3 separate regions of the Homo sapiens genome follow, and regions 1 and 2 are each linked to region 3. A link is a contact called in ENCODE Hi-C or POLR2A ChIA-PET data. All regions are on one chromosome and are shown on one strand. Each heading gives the region's core, a stretch centred on a gene start or an enhancer-like site at or near the end of the contact. The rest is flanking DNA. Distances are from core to core; before and after follow the strand shown. Region 1 overlaps ZYG11A (zyg-11 family member A, cell cycle regulator). Region 2 holds the start of PODN (podocan). Region 3 holds the start of TUT4 (terminal uridylyl transferase 4).

Evidence for each region. A loop is a pair of places that touch in the nucleus more often than their neighbours do. ChIA-PET counts read pairs that join two places held with the same protein, here RNA polymerase II (POLR2A). Pooled maps may share reads with other maps.
Region 1: a loop to region 3 is called in a pooled map, with 3 times the contacts of the local background. The contact joins the enhancer-like site here to the promoter of TUT4 in region 3. A Hi-C loop is called at or near these places in 2 of 50 pooled maps. POLR2A ChIA-PET finds 5 or more read pairs at or near these places in 4 of 52 experiments (Caco-2, HCT116, HEK293T and 1 more).
Region 2: a pooled map shows a loop between it and region 3 (3-fold over the local background). The contact joins the promoter of PODN here to the promoter of TUT4 in region 3. A Hi-C loop is called at or near these places in 1 of 50 pooled maps. POLR2A ChIA-PET finds 5 or more read pairs at or near these places in 5 of 52 experiments (Caco-2, WTC11, activated T-cell and 1 more).

What each region holds. Positions count from the first base shown.
Region 1 is chr1:52,859,196-52,861,895 of GRCh38, reverse strand. It overlaps ZYG11A (zyg-11 family member A, cell cycle regulator), which reads right to left. Exons shown (of 14, transcript NM_001004339.3): 4 at 1,025-1,165. Among named protein-coding and RNA genes, the nearest start is that of ZYG11A, 18 kb to the right of the region's middle. Within about 2 kb of position 1,280, at least 3 of the 41 ENCODE cell types and tissues checked have a DNase peak (open chromatin) inside an H3K27ac peak, as active enhancers do.
Region 2 is chr1:53,060,814-53,063,513 of GRCh38, reverse strand. It overlaps PODN (podocan), which reads right to left and starts at 1,301. Exons shown (of 11, transcript NM_153703.5): 1 at 1,206-1,301. RefSeq lists a silencer at 1,136-1,323.
Region 3 is chr1:52,551,678-52,554,377 of GRCh38, reverse strand. It overlaps TUT4 (terminal uridylyl transferase 4), which reads left to right and starts at 1,286. Exons shown (of 30, transcript NM_001009881.3): 1 at 1,286-1,447. It overlaps LOC105378723 (a long non-coding RNA gene), which reads right to left. Exons shown (of 4, transcript XR_007066083.1): 4 at 1,541-2,137. RefSeq lists silencers at 584-983, 994-1,103, 1,144-1,273, 1,344-1,673.

The sequences.
Region 1 (2,700 bases), core at 31-2,530, 310 kb before region 3:
TTGTAGAGACAGGGTCTTACTAATGTTGATCAGGCTAGTCTTGAACTCCTGGCCCCAGGAAATCCTCCCATCTCGGCCTCCCAACCAAAGTGGTGGGATTACAGGCATGAGCCACCACAGCTGACCCAGAGTTTTTCTTTATACAGCTTTTGAGCTGTAAATAAAGTTAATCTCCCATGCTGTAAAAATATTTTTTTTTGAGTCTCGCTCTGTCACCAGGAGGGAGTGCAATGGCACAATCTCGGCTCACTGCAACCTCCACCTCCCGAGTTCCAGCGATTCTCCTGCCTCAGTCTCCCAAGTAGCTGGGACTATAGGAGTGCGCCACCACGCCCACCAAATTTTTGTATTGTTTTTAGTGGAGACGGGGTTTCACCATGTTGGCCAGGATGGTCTCAATCTCTTGACCTCGTGATCCACCCGCTTCGGCCTCCCAAAGTGCTGGGAAAATATCCACATTTTTAAGGAATTGCAAAAAATTACAAATAAAGACAAGGTTTTTCTTAAGACCTTTCATTGTTATGTTTCACTAAAAACAACAATTTTCAAATAAACACATGTATAAAAGAAAAATAAATAACTGAAGTTTTCTTTCCCAAGCCTCTTAATACTTGTAATTACATTTACAATAAAACGCATCCTTCCCTAAACCAAAGCTAAGTTTGGCTATATCGATAAAAGCAACTTTATGTCATTCACAAAATACTTCAAGTGGTAGATTTGGCCACCCTTAATTATTTTTATTTTGTTCTGCACTTGTTTTCTTTCAGAAAGCCACATGATCCTATTATTCCCTTACTTAGACCAAATTTTAACTGTTTTGATTCTAATTTATTCCACATAAATCCAGATGCTCAAAGCAAAAGACACTTTGGCAGCTAAGCTTAACATTCTTTGCTCTATGAGAGCACTTGACTCACTATAGAATAAAGCATATAATTTATTATATTCAGTGTGGTTCGTGAACAATTATTAATTGAACCAAGTTAAGAAGTAATAGTAAAAATTGTCTTCCTTCAATTACCTTTAAAATAGCAGGCATGGTTACCTCCATTGAAAATGTCTCTGTGAACAGCCTGTGGAGGGCTTCCTTCACAAAACATGATCTGTTCCTGTATCGGCTCAGTGCTTCTGAAATCTGACTCATACTGGCTCCTCCAGCAACCTGAAAATAAAGATGTTACCAAACAGGTTTCACCATTCATATTTTTTCACCATTCATTTTTAACCACAGGGTTTTTGGGGCATCCAGTGTTTAAGACAATAACAACAAATGTTCAATTAAATGTTCCAGGTGTTGGCCAGGCGCAGTGGCTCACGCCTGTAATCCCAGCACTTTGTGAGGCTGAGGCAGGTGAATCACCCGAGGTCAGGAGTAGAGACCAGCCTGAACAATATGGTGAAACCCCATCTCTACTAAAATTACAAAAATTAGCCAGGCGTGGTGGCAGGCGCCTGTAGTCCCAGCTACATGACAAAATATGCTGAGAGAAAGTAAAGATCTAAATAAATGCAGAGATATACAGGATTCAAGAATCAGGAGACTAGCGCCAGGCGTGGTGGCTAATGCCTGTAATCCCAACACTTTGGGAGTCTGAGGCTCAAGGGTTGCTTGAGCCCAGGACTACGAGACCAGCCTGGACAACATAGTGAGACCTCGCCTCTATTTTTTAAAACAACATGAGACTCAACGTTATTAAACGGCAATTTTCCTCAAACTGACCTACAGATTTAATGCAATCCCAACTAAAATACCAGTAGTCCTTTTTGTAGATATTGACAAGTTGCTTTTATGATTTATATGGAAATACAAAGAACCTAGAATAACCAAAACAATTATGAAACAGAATAACAGTTGAAGAAGTCACATTACCCAATTTCAAGACTTCATATAAAGTTATAGTAATCAAGACAGTAGGCCGGGGCACAATGGCTCAGGCCTGTAATCCCAATACTTTGGGAGGCCAAAGTGGGCAGATCACCTGAGGTCAGGAGTTCAAGACCAGCCTGGCCAACATGGTAAATCCTCATCTCTACTAAAAGTACAAAAATTAGATGGGCGTGGTGGTGCACGCCTATAGTCCCAGCTACTAGGGAGGCTGAGCCAGGAGAATCACTTGAACCCGGGAGGCAGAGGTTGCAGTGAGCCGAGATCACACCACTGCACTCCAGCCTGGGTGACAGACCGAGACTCTGTCTCAAAAAAAAAAAAAAAAAAAAAAAAAAAAGGCAATACACAAACAGATAAAAATAAAGAGCCCAGCTGGGCGTGGTGGCTCACACCTGTAATCCTAGCACTTTGGAAGGATGAGGCAGGCAGATCACGAGGTCAGGAGATCGAGACTATCCTGGCTAACACGGTGAAACACCATCTCTACTAAAAATACAAAAAATTAGCCAGGCGTGGTGGTGGGTGCCTATAGTCCCAGCTACTCTGGAGCCTGAGGCAGGAGAATGGCGTGAACCCGGGAGGCGGAGATTGCAGTGAGCAGAGATCGTGTCACTGCACTCCAGCCTGGGCGACAGAGCAAGACTCCGTCTCAAAAAAAATAAAAAATAAAGAGCCCAGTAACAGACTCACACATATACGGACACCCGATTTTCAACAAAGATGCCAAGTTTATCCAAGGGGGGAAGAGATAATCCTTGGTGGTGAGCCAAGATCGGACCACTGCACTCCAGCCTGGGCGACAGAGCAGG
Region 2 (2,700 bases), core at 52-2,551, 510 kb before region 3:
ATGAGCCCTCCTGCCTCGCCGCTGCCTTCCCAGTGTGGAAGGTTTCTATATAAAGGAGGGATAGGGGACGGGACCACCCAGGGGCTCTCCCGGTTCACACCAGTGGCGCCTCGTGGAGCAGGGCAGACCACAGCTTCCCCTTCCCTGGCCAGCCGGTAATCGAAGGGCAGACAGGTCAGTAATTCACTCCAAGCGCTGGGTGAGCATCCTCCGCGCCTCCCGGACCAGCTCAGTCAGTGCCGCGCGCACCGGGGCCGGGGTGCTCGCCCCTTGCTGCCGCGCCTGCTCCTCTCCAAAAGGCTGCGGCTGCCTCTCCTAGCCCCAGCCCCCGAGGCTGCCAGGAGCCTCGCAGCCCCGCCACCACCTCCTCTTCCACCTGACGGAGCGTCAGGTATTCCAACGCCAAGATCTCGTCCCCCGCCCCAGGCCGGGCTGTGGCTCGGGGACCTGGAACCTGGGGCTTCTGCCTCATTCGCAGGAAGGCGCGGATCTCGCTCCTCGCGCTTCGCGGACCCCCACCCCTTCCTCCCTCCAGCTGTCCCGGCTGGGAAGCAGCCGCGTAGACAGATAGACGGACTCCAGACCGCCAGCTGAGACCTTTAGCTCAACTAGTGGTTGGCACTAAGCTGGGGCGGCACAGTGGCCGGGGAAGCCGAGCCCCGGAGGGGACCCACCCGGCGTCCGACGCGCCCTGGGGCCAGACCTCTGCCCCTCTCTGGGCCTCAGTTTCTCTATCTATAAAGAGGTGGAGGTTGGAGTCGCTAGGGGGCCTGATGAGTTGACGTGGAAAGACGCGGGGATACTTCGGGCCCAGGCTCTCATGACAGGGGTCCCCGCCCCTACGCAGTTCCACCTGCCCCCCACATTCCCTGTCGCCCGCCGGCGTCCTCCCACTCCAGCCCCCGCCCCCAACCGCCCTCAGATTCTTTCCAGATGTGCGCAGCGGGAGGGGCCTGGGGACGGGGACCAGCCTCTGCTCAGAGAGGAGAAGGCCCCTGCCTGGGTCCTGACTGCGCAGGGGTCGCACTCCAGAGGAGGAGATCTCCGGCCGTGCCCTGGGTGCAGGGTCCTACAGAGGGGGTGAGATGCGGCGGGCCCGCCCCAGGCAGCTGCTGGAGCCATCCGGAGAGGCGGGGACGTCTGAGTGCGCTGCCCGGGCTCAGCCCCCGGCCCCTCGGCCCACCCCGGCTGCCAGCGCCCTGTACCTGCTGCGCCCCGGCGCCGAGCGGCGCCCCACAGGCCGAACGCGCTCCCCCAGTCTCAGCTGCGCTCCGCGGGCTCGGGCTCCTTCCATTCAAGTCAAGCTGGGCGCTCTCCGCGACGCAAGTTTTGTTGTGGGTTTTCTCCTCCCCGCCTCTCTCCCGCCCCCTTCCCCCACTCCCCACCCGCCCCGGGAGCATCTGCTGGACGCCGGCCTCCTTCGGACACAGGCGTAGGGTCCCCCCAGGCGCGGGCAGGAGAAAGCCTGCCCCTCCCCGCTCGGGACTTGGCCGGTTCCCACTTCCCGGGGAGGCAGAGCCGCCGCACCGACCCCTCTCAGCCCCGGCCGCCGCACCACGCCCCCCGAACCCCCACCCGGGAGACCGGGAAGGCGGGCTGTCTGGTCCGCGACGCTTCCTAGTTCCCAGCCTTCCGCACTGGAACTGGACCCCCTTTAGGCCCCGACACCTGAAAGGAGGGCTGGGGAGAGGGGTCCTTCGACCCAGTGCCTCTGAGCTGTATCTTCCTCATTACAGAGGATGTTGCAACCGCTCCAGGCACGAGTACCTTTCCGTTCACTCTCCCACCCTGGGGTCCTGGGCCGTGGCTAATGGGGCCGCCAGCCAAGACCCTGCTGGGCCTCTTCCCGGAAAAGTTCCCCACGCTCCACCCCACCCTCCACTCCCATCCCTGTTGGCCCTGGGCCCACAGCCTGGTGAGCCTTGAAGAATGGTAAATTGGGCCGGAGTCGGGGACATGCAGATCCCAGTCACAGAGAAACAGGGCGGGTGAACAGTGAGACCTCACACCACCATATTGCTCCCAGGAACTGAAAATGTTTCCAAGTAAAGGAGTATTAACTACTACCAGCTGAAGCAACACTGTTTGGCGCCAGGGGCTTCGGCGGTGGAACAGGCAATGCGGCTGGGCTTAGGTGGTACTTGGCACCTCCACTGTGTAGCAAGCCTCCTCCCCTTACCTGCTCTGGCCTGTGGGCAGGGCATCCACAGCTGCCTCACCTGGCTGTCCTCCCACTGAAGAGGGAGAAGGATGCATAAGTCACACGTGGGACCCCTTGCTCAACCTTAACCTGAATGAATGAATGAATGAATGGCCCCTGTAAAGCAGCTCCAGACTTTTCACTGGCTGCCGCCCCCGTGAGGTTATACCATATGCATTATGCTCTGCTTCACAACTCCGCAAAGGAAGAACTGCTGCTGCCCCACTTTATAGAAAAGAGATGGCCTCAGAAAGGATACTTGACTGAGTAAAATGCCCATTCACTGGCAGAGCTGGGGTTTTGACCCCAGGTTTACCCTTCTCCACAGCCCAAGTTCTTCCCATGATGGAAACAGGCAGGTAACTTGAGCAGGCAAATGTAGAGTCTAGATTTGAACCCAGGACTGTCTGTTTCCATTACACCAACAACCCAAGAACTTAGCAAGAATGGGGAGGGAAAATATTTTGCCTTCTTTGGCCTCAAATTCCAGTCCTTTTGGA
Region 3 (2,700 bases), core at 37-2,536:
CACTATCTTGTAAATACTTAAGATTTAACATCTTCCCTTCACCTCTACGTCCACTCTTTTCATACCTTTTTCCTGCCTAGCATGTGTCAAACTCAAAGGACTGGGCACAGAGCACAGAGGTTGTGTGCTTTGTCCAGCTTTGAGGTCAGAGATTGGCTAAATAATCTCTGAGGCTGGGGTCTTAAAAAAAAACAACAAAAAACAAAACTAACAAAACCTTAAGTCCGTTCCGCCCGTGACTTTAAATAATTATGTAGAGGAATGTAATACGTTAAAAGCAAGGGGATGAGGGGGCCCATTGATGGTAGATGGTTTTATGCCCGCCTGCAGCTAAAGAAATGATTTCTAAAACCTCTTTTGGGGGTGGGAGATGGAGTGCTCCAGAGATTTCTCTTCGAGCTCCTTCATTCCTGAACTGCCTGCCTTTTCAAAGGAAAAAAGGTCCAGCTGCGGTGGGCTGGAGGCCGTGGTGAGTGGGTGGGGGTCGACCCTGGCGGCTTCCTCTGCCCCGCTCCCTACCGTTGCTCCGAAGCCCGCTTGGGCTTCCGAGGGTCCGCCGAGGCTCGGGCCACGCCCAGTCCGAGTGCCAGGCCAGAGGGTACCCATTCCAGGCCGGCCTTCCTCCCCAGGGGGAGCAGCCTTGGGAGCGAGGCGCCGAGGCGGCCCTCGGGCTCGGCTTCCAGCTCGGGGGCCTCGGCAGAGACTAGGAACCAGACTGGGGCAGCACTGGGGCGCCCGCCACCCCCACCCACTCCGGCAAGCGGGCGAATCAGCGCGGCTAACCCGCGGCGCCCAGGCGGGCTGCGGGACCTCGCGACCTCCGCTCGGCGGCCCCGCCCCTGCCCGCGAGCCCCGGGTGGCTCCCTCCTCCCCTCTGCCAGCGGCCCGCCCCCTCCTCGCGAGCTAACGAGTGTCTCTCGCGCGCTCCCTTCCCTCCGCGTGGGTGTGAGTGCGCGATCCTCCTACCTCGGCCTTCTCCCCATTGTTTCTTCGCGGCCACCACGAGACCCCTCCCCCCAGTGCTGTTTCCCCCCTCCCCCGCCCCGGTGTAAACGGTGCCTGTGGGGCCCCCCGAACGAAGGGAGGGGGCACCCCTGAACCCTTCCCTCTGCGCGTAGCTCCTCCTCTCCCGGGCCAGGACCCCATTACAGGCTCTGTCCTCTCCCCTCCCCCTCTCCCCCGGCAACCGCTCTCCCTCGCCCCCTCCCCTCAGCGGGTCCTCCTCTTTCTCTCCCTCTCCCTCTCCCTCCTCCTCCCCCTCCCCATCCCTTCCCCCCCACAATGCAGTTCGCGGCGCGGCGGACATGGCGGTGGAGTCCTGAGCTAGTCGTGTCCCGGCCTCCAGCGGCGGCAGCGGCGACGGCGGCGGCAGCAGGAGGCGGAGGGAGAGCAGGAGCCACTGAGATGAGGAGGCGTCGCGCGCGCCTGTAGCTCGCGGGCCTCGCAGGTACGAGGTTCCGGCCGCGGGGCAGCGTCGGGTACCGAGGGGGTGTGCTCGGGAAGGCCGGGCGGCCCCCGGTTCGCCCTCCCCAGGTGCCGCGCTTCGCAGGTGTCGGGGGCCTGGCCTGAGAGCGTCTCAGCCGCCCCCTGGGGGCCTGACACTTCTTTCTTTCCTGGAACGGGCTTCGGGTGTCCCAGGGGAAGGCTGAGATAAGGGAGGTGGGGACGGCGGCCTGGGCGGCCTGAGGAGGGCATTGGGGCGCTTTGGGGACGAACTCCACACTGTGGCTGGGGCTCCCGGTCCCGGACCGAAACCTGTTGTAGACCAGCGGGGCGGATTTTGAGTTAACGGGATTGGTTTGAACATTTCTGTTGGGTCCAGTTACGATTCCCTGTCATGTGTACCTTTTTCTTTCACCCTTGCTTAGACATAGGTGACTACATAATGTATATAAATGTATACACGCATATAATACATACTGAATGTTTCCCCGGGCTCGTCCTTGTAGGGAGAAGGCAGAGGTGTCTGTGTGGATTTTGTTTCTTGCTCGCCCGCCTTCTCTCTCCCCCGCCCCCCAGTCGAAAGGTGGTAATGCGCGGTTTTGACGTGGGTAACTGAGATTCGTATTTGTAAACAGATAGCGCTCTCCTAGTGTGTTGCACGCCTCTGCGAAGGGTTTCAGACTCCTGTTGGTATCTGGATTGCGAAAGAATGAGATGTTTAGACCTGAAAGAAGCACATCAGCGGGATTTCTAGTCGTACTTGAATGGGATGAATTACTGTTGTATTAACAACGTTGATTACACATTTTCTTTTCAGAAGATTTCGAAGTCTTAGATGAATTTTGCGTGAGATCTTAGATACCGTATATCTGCTTCTTCATTTTGATAGAAGTAGTAGTTCCTTACACATTTGACCTGCCCTATCGTGATCTTAAATTGTGTCCAGAAATGCAATTCGAATTGTGTATTGTTGGCATGCATTTAGTAATTAGCCCGAGTGGATCAGATGGCCTTTTATTTCCAAAGATTTTTTCCCTCCAGTCTTACAGCAGCGAAATGTTTGTAGCACTTGATGAAACAGAACATATCCTGTTTCTGTTTTTAAAGTAATGAGAACTGTTAGCTAATAAAATTGGATAATCCCAGCCAGATATGATAATTCAGAGAATACCACCGAGAGGTGTTGAATTGTGGGATGGTTTAAAAAGAAAAGCCGACTTTGTGTGTGTGTGTGTATGTGTGTGTGTGCGCGCGCGA